Linked DNA regions of Homo sapiens: region 2 is linked to region 1. Evidence: chromatin contacts called from ENCODE Hi-C or POLR2A ChIA-PET data. All regions are on one chromosome and are shown on one strand. Each heading gives the region's core, a stretch centred on a gene start or an enhancer-like site at or near the end of the contact. The rest is flanking DNA. Distances are from core to core; before and after follow the strand shown. Region 1 overlaps PAPSS2 (3'-phosphoadenosine 5'-phosphosulfate synthase 2). Region 2 overlaps LOC105378412 (a long non-coding RNA gene).

What was found. A loop is a pair of places that touch in the nucleus more often than their neighbours do. ChIA-PET counts read pairs that join two places held with the same protein, here RNA polymerase II (POLR2A). Pooled maps may share reads with other maps.
Region 2: a map of ascending aorta shows a loop between it and region 1 (3-fold over the local background). The contact joins two enhancer-like sites. A Hi-C loop is called at or near these places in 1 of 168 maps with a recorded cell type or tissue (ascending aorta) and 1 of 50 pooled maps. POLR2A ChIA-PET finds 5 or more read pairs at or near these places in 3 of 52 experiments (OCI-LY7, activated CD8-positive, alpha-beta memory T cell and activated naive CD4-positive, alpha-beta T cell).

Annotation. Positions count from the first base shown.
Region 1 is chr10:87,732,637-87,736,989 of GRCh38, forward strand. All of the region lies in intron 9 of PAPSS2 (3'-phosphoadenosine 5'-phosphosulfate synthase 2), which reads left to right. Among named protein-coding and RNA genes, the nearest start is that of PAPSS2, 75 kb to the left of the region's middle. Within about 2 kb of position 2,760, at least 3 of the 41 ENCODE cell types and tissues checked have a DNase peak (open chromatin) inside an H3K27ac peak, as active enhancers do.
Region 2 is chr10:87,603,405-87,607,660 of GRCh38, forward strand. It overlaps LOC105378412 (a long non-coding RNA gene), which reads left to right. Exons shown (of 3, transcript XR_946171.2): 2 at 2,897-3,007. Among named protein-coding and RNA genes, the nearest start is that of PAPSS2, 54 kb to the right of the region's middle. Within about 2 kb of position 2,782, at least 2 of the 41 ENCODE cell types and tissues checked have a DNase peak (open chromatin) inside an H3K27ac peak, as active enhancers do.

The sequences.
Region 1 (4,353 bases), core at 1,510-4,009:
AAATTTGTGTGACTCCGTTTATTACAATATTCACTTTATTGCAGTAGTCTGGAACTGAACCTGCAATGTTTCTCAGGTATGCCTGTATTTTTTTCATCATGCCTTACAATGCATGCTGGCAGATGGAACTCAGAATTTTAGAATTTCTTAGAAGCCAAGGAGAATGGTGGCATGACTTGTGTCTTTGACAATATTTTCAGTGATTCTATACCTTTAGGTTATTAGGGGGACTCGATAAACATTCCCAGGGAGCTAATGGTGAGAAATGAGCCTTGGATAACCAGAGAGAGAAAGCCACTCACCCTGCAGACATTTTGTGCAAAAGTGAGAGAGATTGATGAAGATTGTTGAAGATTGTCGCATGTACCAAACACACAAGTTTTATTGGCAAAATAATTCTTTTTGCTGTGTCCTTTTTTAGCACTCTGAAACCCACAAAAACACTTTAACACAGGTTTTTAGAACCCCACAGCTTCCAAAAGTAATTACTTCTGCGGGAATCCTGGGCCTTATTCTATTTCCATGTGGCACTGGGAGTGATATTTGCAAGGAAAATAGAGTCACTAGGAAATGGTCTGCCTTTGTTACAGAGCTTATCTCCAACGTCATTCTTGACCTTCCATTCAAGGCATCCAGCCCTCTCTTTGGCATCACTAAGTATAGAACCGTGTGACATGCGCTCAAATGAAATCATCAGGAGGAGCAGGTGAAACTTGTAAAACTAATGCTTGCTGGGGCTTTGTTGCCTTTCGTCCATGGCTCCCAGAGATTTGTCAAGTAGTAATTATTTTTCACAATGCTCTTGGTGAGGAAAGTAAGAATCATTACTCCTGTTTTGCACTCTACATTTTCTTGTACAAACCAAGAGAACAGAATATGACTTCTCAATGAAAGATGGGAATGAGAGTTTATAGCCTTTAGCTCCACAATGAAAACCATATGGTTAGTTATATCAACAGAATCACCTGAGGAGCTTTACAAATCACCCATGACTGGATCCCATCCTCACAGATTCTCATTTAATTGGCTTTGAGTCAGATCTGATTATTGAGGGGTGGGTAGTTAAAGCTCCCCGTGATTCTAATGGGCTGTGAAGGTTGAGAACTATTGAGTTAGATAATTGTTTGGAGCTATTTTCTTTAGGGCCCCACCTGCATATATCCTGCAAGTACCTCAAACTCAACATGTTTAACCTCCCCCCAAGCCTGTTCCCCCTACTATGTCTCCTATCTTAGTGACAGCTTCACCATCCAAATGGTGGCCTGTGACCAAAACCTGGATGCCATTCTTGCTTCTCTCTTCTCCCCTTGTCCATTCAGTCACCACGTCCTGCCAAATGTAGCTTTCAGTTATTGCTTGAATTCATTCACTCCTCTTCTATTCCATCTTGGGTCAGGACATTTCAATTCTTTCCTCTCTCTTGTCTTACTCCCCCATAATCTCCCACTCTTTAGCTAGAGTGAATTATTCAACTTTTCTTTGGAAACCCCTTTATTAAGATACAATTTACCGCAAAGCCTCTTGCCACCACCAGCCAACACACTCCCTCGTCCAGTCCTTCCAGAGCTGGTCATTCGATCATGCGCTCTCTGACTTTTGCACATACTCATCCTTCAACCTGGCACACTGTTTCTTCCACCTCTGCCTCCGGACCTTATTACCTCCTTTCAGAAGTCAGCACTGACTCCTATGACACATGAGCATAACTGAGTGCCCCTTCTTTGTCCTCCCAGAGTAATTTGGACTTGCCCCTTTCATACCTGTGACAGGTGAAGCTGAAATGTCAATATGGGGGCCACTGATGAGAGGCAGTGGGTGCAGTGATGAGAAGAATCTGGTTTGCAGGAGTCTGAGATTTGGGTCTTGGCTTTGGTAAGAAAGCTCTGTGCACTTGAACTCTGCCACTTCCCCTCTGTAAAACTGCCTTCTCTTCTGAAAATGAGGACATTAAATCTACATTACCTCCAGGTTCCTTAAAGCCCCAGATTCTGTGACTATGACTGATAGCACAGAAATGAATGTGTGTGTATATATATATATATATATATATATATATATATATATATATATGTATGTATTCTCCTCTTGTAGGCATTAGTTTTTCTTCTCTTTGATTCTGTTCTCTGCACCCTTTCATCATGACCTTATCTTGCTGAATCCACCATTTCCTTCCTTCTTTCTGGTTTCTTTCCCTTCTCTCTGCTCCCTTTTTGCATTCTTTTTCACCTTCCCACCCTCAGCTGCTCCTCCCTTTCCAATTAGTGCATTCCCTCATCTCCAGATTGTTTCTTTTGAGTCTTCCTCTCCTTGGCCTCTTTGAGCCTATTTATCATAGCTTTCTTAGTCTTTACGCTAGTGGTTGAGCTTATCCTCTCCTTTATGCATTCTTGTGTGTAATTTTGAGCCCAATTCCCTATTTGCTACTTCACTGGGCTCCTGAAGCCTGCTCCCCATTCCTTTTGGCGCATCTAGTTCTGCAAATCCTCTAGCTGTGGCCCCCCTGCTGTCTTTGGCAGGAAGCTTGGAAGGGGGTGGGGACTTCTAGGCCACAAAGCCCTGGGAAATTAAGCAGAGCCTCTGGATCTCCCTTCCTGACAGCTGGACACAGTTCTGGCGATAATTGGACCACCTTAGGGATAGAGATGCCCCTTGTCCCTCCCCATCCCAGAAATGCCAAACACATAGTTTTAACATCTCTCTTCAAACAGACAGGTTTTTAGGCTGGATGGTGGATGAATTCGGTTTGATGCCCCCTTCACCAATAGATAGAGCAATATACGGTGGACCCCTAGTGTCCAGAATAAATTACTGCATCCTCAGGGGTTTGGAGGTCAGTTCTCAAAATTGTGCTGTGTCCAACTCTAAGCAATGAGGAGAAAGTAGATGTATAGGTATGGATATTTGAAAATGTTCTTGTTGAATTATCTGACTGAGCACAGAGTTTAGAAAAGAGGCCATGAAAACACAACCGAAAACCTTGCATAATTGCCTTCTGTCTACCGCAGGGTTTCTCAGCCTCAGCACTGTTGACATATTGGACTAGATAATTCTTCACTGAGAGGGCAGTTCTGTGCAATGTAGGATATTTAGTAGCATCCCTAGCCTCTGTTCACCAGATGCCAATAGCACTTCAGTCATCACAATCAAAATTATCTTCAGATATTGTCAAATGTCACCAGGAGTGACTAAATCAGCCTCTGTTTAGAGCCACTGCTCTATCCCAATCCCCCACTCCCTGAACCTCTCTGGAATGCAGGTCATGGTAAACCCCAATATCTGGCCATAATGGGGACTGTGAACCAGGTCCACCATCACTATCTTCGTGTCTTCCTACTAGGTGTTTCAAATCAGCTTTCTCTCACTCACTCTTGCCTCCCTCTTCTCTGCTAACATTTCAGGTAACCAAGTTGTATTTGGAAAGTGGTGAAAGGTACTTGGGGTTTGATTAGGGGGAGGATTGTAAAACCATTACATGTTTGACTGAGGAATGAGATTGGCTGTAAGTATTTGTGTCAGTGACTAGGAGAGACACAGCTCTGTAATTGATTATACTTCAATACCAGATGGAAAATATTTAAACTTATAGAAAAAAAACAAAGGTTGCCATGTTTTTCTTTTCTTTCTTTCTTTTTTTTTTTTTTTTTTTTTTGAGACAGAGTCTTACTCTGTTGCCCAGGCTGGAGTGCAGTGGCGAGACCCCGGCTCACTGCAACCTCCGCCTCCCAGGTTCAAGTGATTCTCCTGCCTCAACCTCCTGAGTAGCTGGGATTACAGGTGCCCGCCACCAGGCCTGGCTATTTTTTATATTTTTAGTAGAGACAGGGTTTCACCATATTGGCCAGGCTGGTCTTGAACTCCTGACTTCATGATCCACCCACCTCAGCCTCTCAAAGTACTGGGATTACAGGAGTGAGCCACCATGCCCGACCATGTTTTTCTTTTTCATTAGTTTCACCATTCTTCAACCCTGGCTTACCCCTAACATTTGTGGGGCCCAGAGCAAGAATACAAATGGAGAGCCATACATCATATTTAAAAGTTACATGTGTAACTAACAAACTGCTAAATAAAATGTGTTTGATCCTTCTACTTTGACAACTATGCCTTAATCACAAACTGGAAAGCCAGGTTCAAATATAGACTTCTGGGTTCTGCATCAGAATATGGTAGTGTGTGGAGAGTTGGCCCTTGGCCTTTCACCAACTCTCCCTTCTCCTTCTATGCTTGGCCTCTTCCTATGCTATGTGGGTCCTCTGGATTGATTTGTGGGCACCCCAGGCTGCATGGCTGAGCTCTCTCCACAACCTCTGCAGACCCTCCCTGCTTGGCCCGCCCTCAGAAGTAGGGCTGCTC
Region 2 (4,256 bases), core at 1,532-4,031, 130 kb before region 1:
GTGAGCCATGATCATGACACTGCACTCTAGCCTGGGGAACAGAGCAAGACTCTGACTCAAACAAACAAAAAACAAACAAACAAAAAAAACCTTAGAATGCCTGACTCTCAAAACAGCCACCTCTAGGGTATATACTATTATTGTCCAGCCTTTTATTTCTTTCTTACTCTTTTTACCCCTAAAATGAAACATTAATTTATATTTACCATGGGCAATGTTTATGTTATGAACATTTTTCCCATCTACATATATTACTGCTGCTTGGGATTTATTCGGCCTTCTAAACCTGAATCATTCATTAGTCCTGACAAACTTTCAGCCTTTATCTCTTTGAATATTTTGTGTCACTCATTCTCTCCTTTATTTCACTCTAGAAATCTGATAAAACATAAATTGGCCCTTCTCCTGCTACCCTCCCCATCTCACTGTTTTTTTTCTGTGTTATCTCATTGTCTCTCTGGGCTGCGTTCTGAGTACTTTTTTCAGATTAGTCTTCTAGCTCACCATTTCTTCACCAGGGAGAGACTGAATGTACAAAGGCCAATGGCCAGACCACACAAAATAGGATTCTGATCCACACGAGAAGCCCCAGCAGCCAAACCACAATCTCTGTAGCAATCTGTCCAGAACAGGCAAGACTTAATCAGTGATGGCCAACTTTACTTTTTTATTTTTTATTTTTTTGTGTTTTGTTTTTTAAGACGGTCTTGCTATGTTGCCCGACCTGGTCATGAACTCCTGGGTTCAAGCAATCCTCTTGCCTCAGACTCCCAAAGTGCTGGGATAACAGGTTTGAGCTACCATGATCAGACCCAATTTTCCTATTTTTTTGCTCTGGTCTCCAACTGATTAACCAGAGAAGTCCAGACATCCGCTCCAAACCCATCACATGAAATGCTCACTTCTAGTTAGCCCACCTCTAACTGCCCCAACACCAAAGCCTCCAATCAGAGGACACCCGCAGCCTTCACTTTTTGTCAGTGGAAAGCATTCCCACTCCCCTGCCTGCCTTAGACTTTGCTTACCAAACTCAAGTAGTGGTGGCTGACTCCTTTGTTCTATAGCGAGCTCCAAATACCTGGGCTCTGTTTTCATTTGGGTGGTCTCTGTTTCAGTACCAATTAGGGCTATTCTGATCTTTGATGCTTCTATTCCTTTTTTTAGGTCAACCTCTGTATTTTTCAGTTTTAGAAGTTCCATTTGATTCTTTTTCGAAACTGATCATTTGTATAACTTCTTATTCTTTTGTCATCACTTCTATTTCTGCTAGGATATTAAATGTTTTATCCAGTGATTCTAATACGTGAAGTCCTTATGGGGGTGTTTTTATCATTTGTTCTTTCTACTGTCTCTCATTTATGGTAGCTGATTTTCTTGAATGTTTCTTGATTATTTTTTTCAAAGTTGTGAGCCCAGATATGTTGTGCTTTCTCTGGGAGTTGCCTGAGGCCTCGTCTGAGGGCACATTGTCTAGGAAATATTTGCATTTGTTTCTCCCGGGCACCTGCGGGCATAAAAGTTGCTTTAGATGAAGTTTTCCTTGGGAGTTTTTTAATCTACATTGTAAAATGTGCATCTACCACTCTTTGGAGGACAGCACATGCAAGTGAGATCTTATGTCATTGTCTTGGTACAAATTTAAGAATCAAGTGTATTAATAATAACGATGGGTTCCAACTGAGTATGTAGATAGACATTGACTATTAGATCCTTCTGAATTCCTAAATAAGAACTTTTAAAAAATACCCTTAATATAAAATAAGTGATTCAAATATAAGAAAAATACGTTTTAACAAACACTATAGTACTTATTGTCCTTCTTTTGCATACAGAAAGCTAATCTAAGTGACTCCATATTCTTCCCTAATTGTAAAACTACTTTTAAAAAAGACATGGATTGCAGAAATCATGAGTTGAGCTCCAAGAATTTGGACTGTGTGCTGCCTCTTCCAAAACAATTCTTTAAACTGTATCACAGATTTCCTGTGTTATCTCAGAATCCATAGTTCTTATAGAAATGCCAGTGACTAGGTCTAAATGGTGTCTGTATTGACCTTGCCTTTTTCTTATTCTTGCCAGTATTCTGTATTTCAGAGCTCCAGTTCATTCATGACCCTAGTTATTACGCTGGATTAGGCTTCCCAGGAATATAAAAATGAGTAAGGCAGGAACTCACAATCTAGTGAAGAGTAAATAAACAACCGTGAAGGAAAACAGACTTTAACAAGTATTATAGCCCAGCAACAAAGTTGTATGAAGCATAAAGAGAGGAGGAATCATTTAAACTGAGGGTCCCGGAAAGGATCATTTCTCACCCAGCTAGAAAGCTCAGAAGAATTTGACAGGGGCTGGCTTTCCTGACAAAGATGTGGTTTCTTTATTGATCAGGCCTACAAAAGAGTTCTGCCTGTGAGCTGAGAAGTAGTTAGGAATTCAAGAGGCTTTTCACCCACTGGGTGAGTGGGACCTGAGCCAGGAAACATTTGGCTGGATTCAATTGGCTAAATAGAAGTTTCCAGAACTGAGAAAATTCCAAGATTTACTCTTAAGCTCTATTCCTATTGTTTCACAGGACATGAAATTACATACCTGCCCATGTTTTGTACACAGATAACCGTTCCTTCCTGTAGTATAATATCACTCAACGCAATGGATCTAACCATGTGTTACCACTGGGGCCTCCTGCTGAGGAGAGCAAGAAGTCAGCAAAACAGAGAATAAAGGGCATTGTTACTTCCTGCCCCTTCCCTTTCCTCTCCCTACAAGTCTTGGCTGGCAGCAATAGGAGAGACAGTAGAAGCAGATACCTGAGCGTGGCATTTGGCATGAGATTACTGTGCTTTTGAGGAGAGAAGGATAGTAACTAAGAAATATCTACATTTGAATTTTAATACAGGAGAGTCTGAGAAGAAGGGCTTTTTTGGAAGGAGGGTTGCCAGGCCTGGAACAAGCACATGCCTAGAGGAAAATCCCATACTACATACAAGGAGGAAGCCCAGGCCAGCAGGTAAGCGCAGGAGAAGGCAAATGGACAAAACTTGAGTCCCTGAAAAATTGAAGATAGAAAGAATGAGCCCCCTGAGTTCTAAATGGGCTGATACATCAGCTGATGTCCCTGAAGCAGGAATAGAGGTATGGGTGGGACAACAACAGGAGAGAGTGAGTGGGGAACTACATAGGGTGCCTTGCCTGAAAATGGGGACAAGGCCATGATGTGATCATAGGCAATAAGCCAGGAGCCCAGTTACCAAGACAGGCATGAATGGCTGGAGATGGTGGGACTGGCTTAGGGCTCTTGAATATCCTGTAGTCACTAACTTTTTTTTCATTCTTGCTTGCTTGCTTTTTTTTTTTTTTTTTTTTTTGGAGACAGAGTCTTGCTGTGTCACACAGGCTAGAGTACACTGGTTATCACAGCTCACTGCAACCTGGACCTCCTGGGCTCAAGTGATACTCCCACCTCAGCCTCCTGAGTAACTGGGACTACAGGCACATATCAGCATACCCAGCCAATTTTTAAATTTTTTGTAGAGACGAGGTCTTCCTATGTTGCTTAGGCTGGTCTTGATCTTCTGGGCTCAAGTGATTCTCTTGCTTTGGCCTCCCAAAGTGCTGGGATTACAGGCATGAGCCACCATGCCCGGCCTGTAGTCATGATTTTGGGTAAAGCTGAACCCCCAGTAGCAGACTTACTTAGAGGGACAAAGTAGCCCAAGGAGAAGATCCCAGGATAAGAGCAAGGGCTTTGGCATTCGACCTGGCTGTGAATTCTGTGCCACTTGCTGGATTGACAATGATAGGAGTGTTGTCTTCCCTCTGAGAACATAAGGCCCATGAAACTCAATATATAGCCCTGACAGTTTTACCTGCAGTGAATTTTGAAACACATTTCTTGGGGTGTTTTAAGCTGACCTTGCCATCAAGCTAGTGCTCTCATCTGGTCCTTATGTTCCCAAAGAGAGAAGGCAACACTCCCATCATTGTCACATGAGGGAACATAGTTTTATCATCTGTAAAATGAGGATGATTATACTTACTTCATAAAGCTCTTCTAAGAATTACATGAAATAATGTTTTTGAAGCATTTAGTGCATTGCCTGTACACAGCAGGCACTCAGTTGTAATTACTATCATCAATATTACAAGGAAAGGCTGACAAAGAATCAAAGTGTGCTGAAAGTGTTCTACACTCTAAAGGATAACCCCTCTAGGTTGTATGATTCGGAATGTATGGGAGCAATTTTAACAACTTTGTA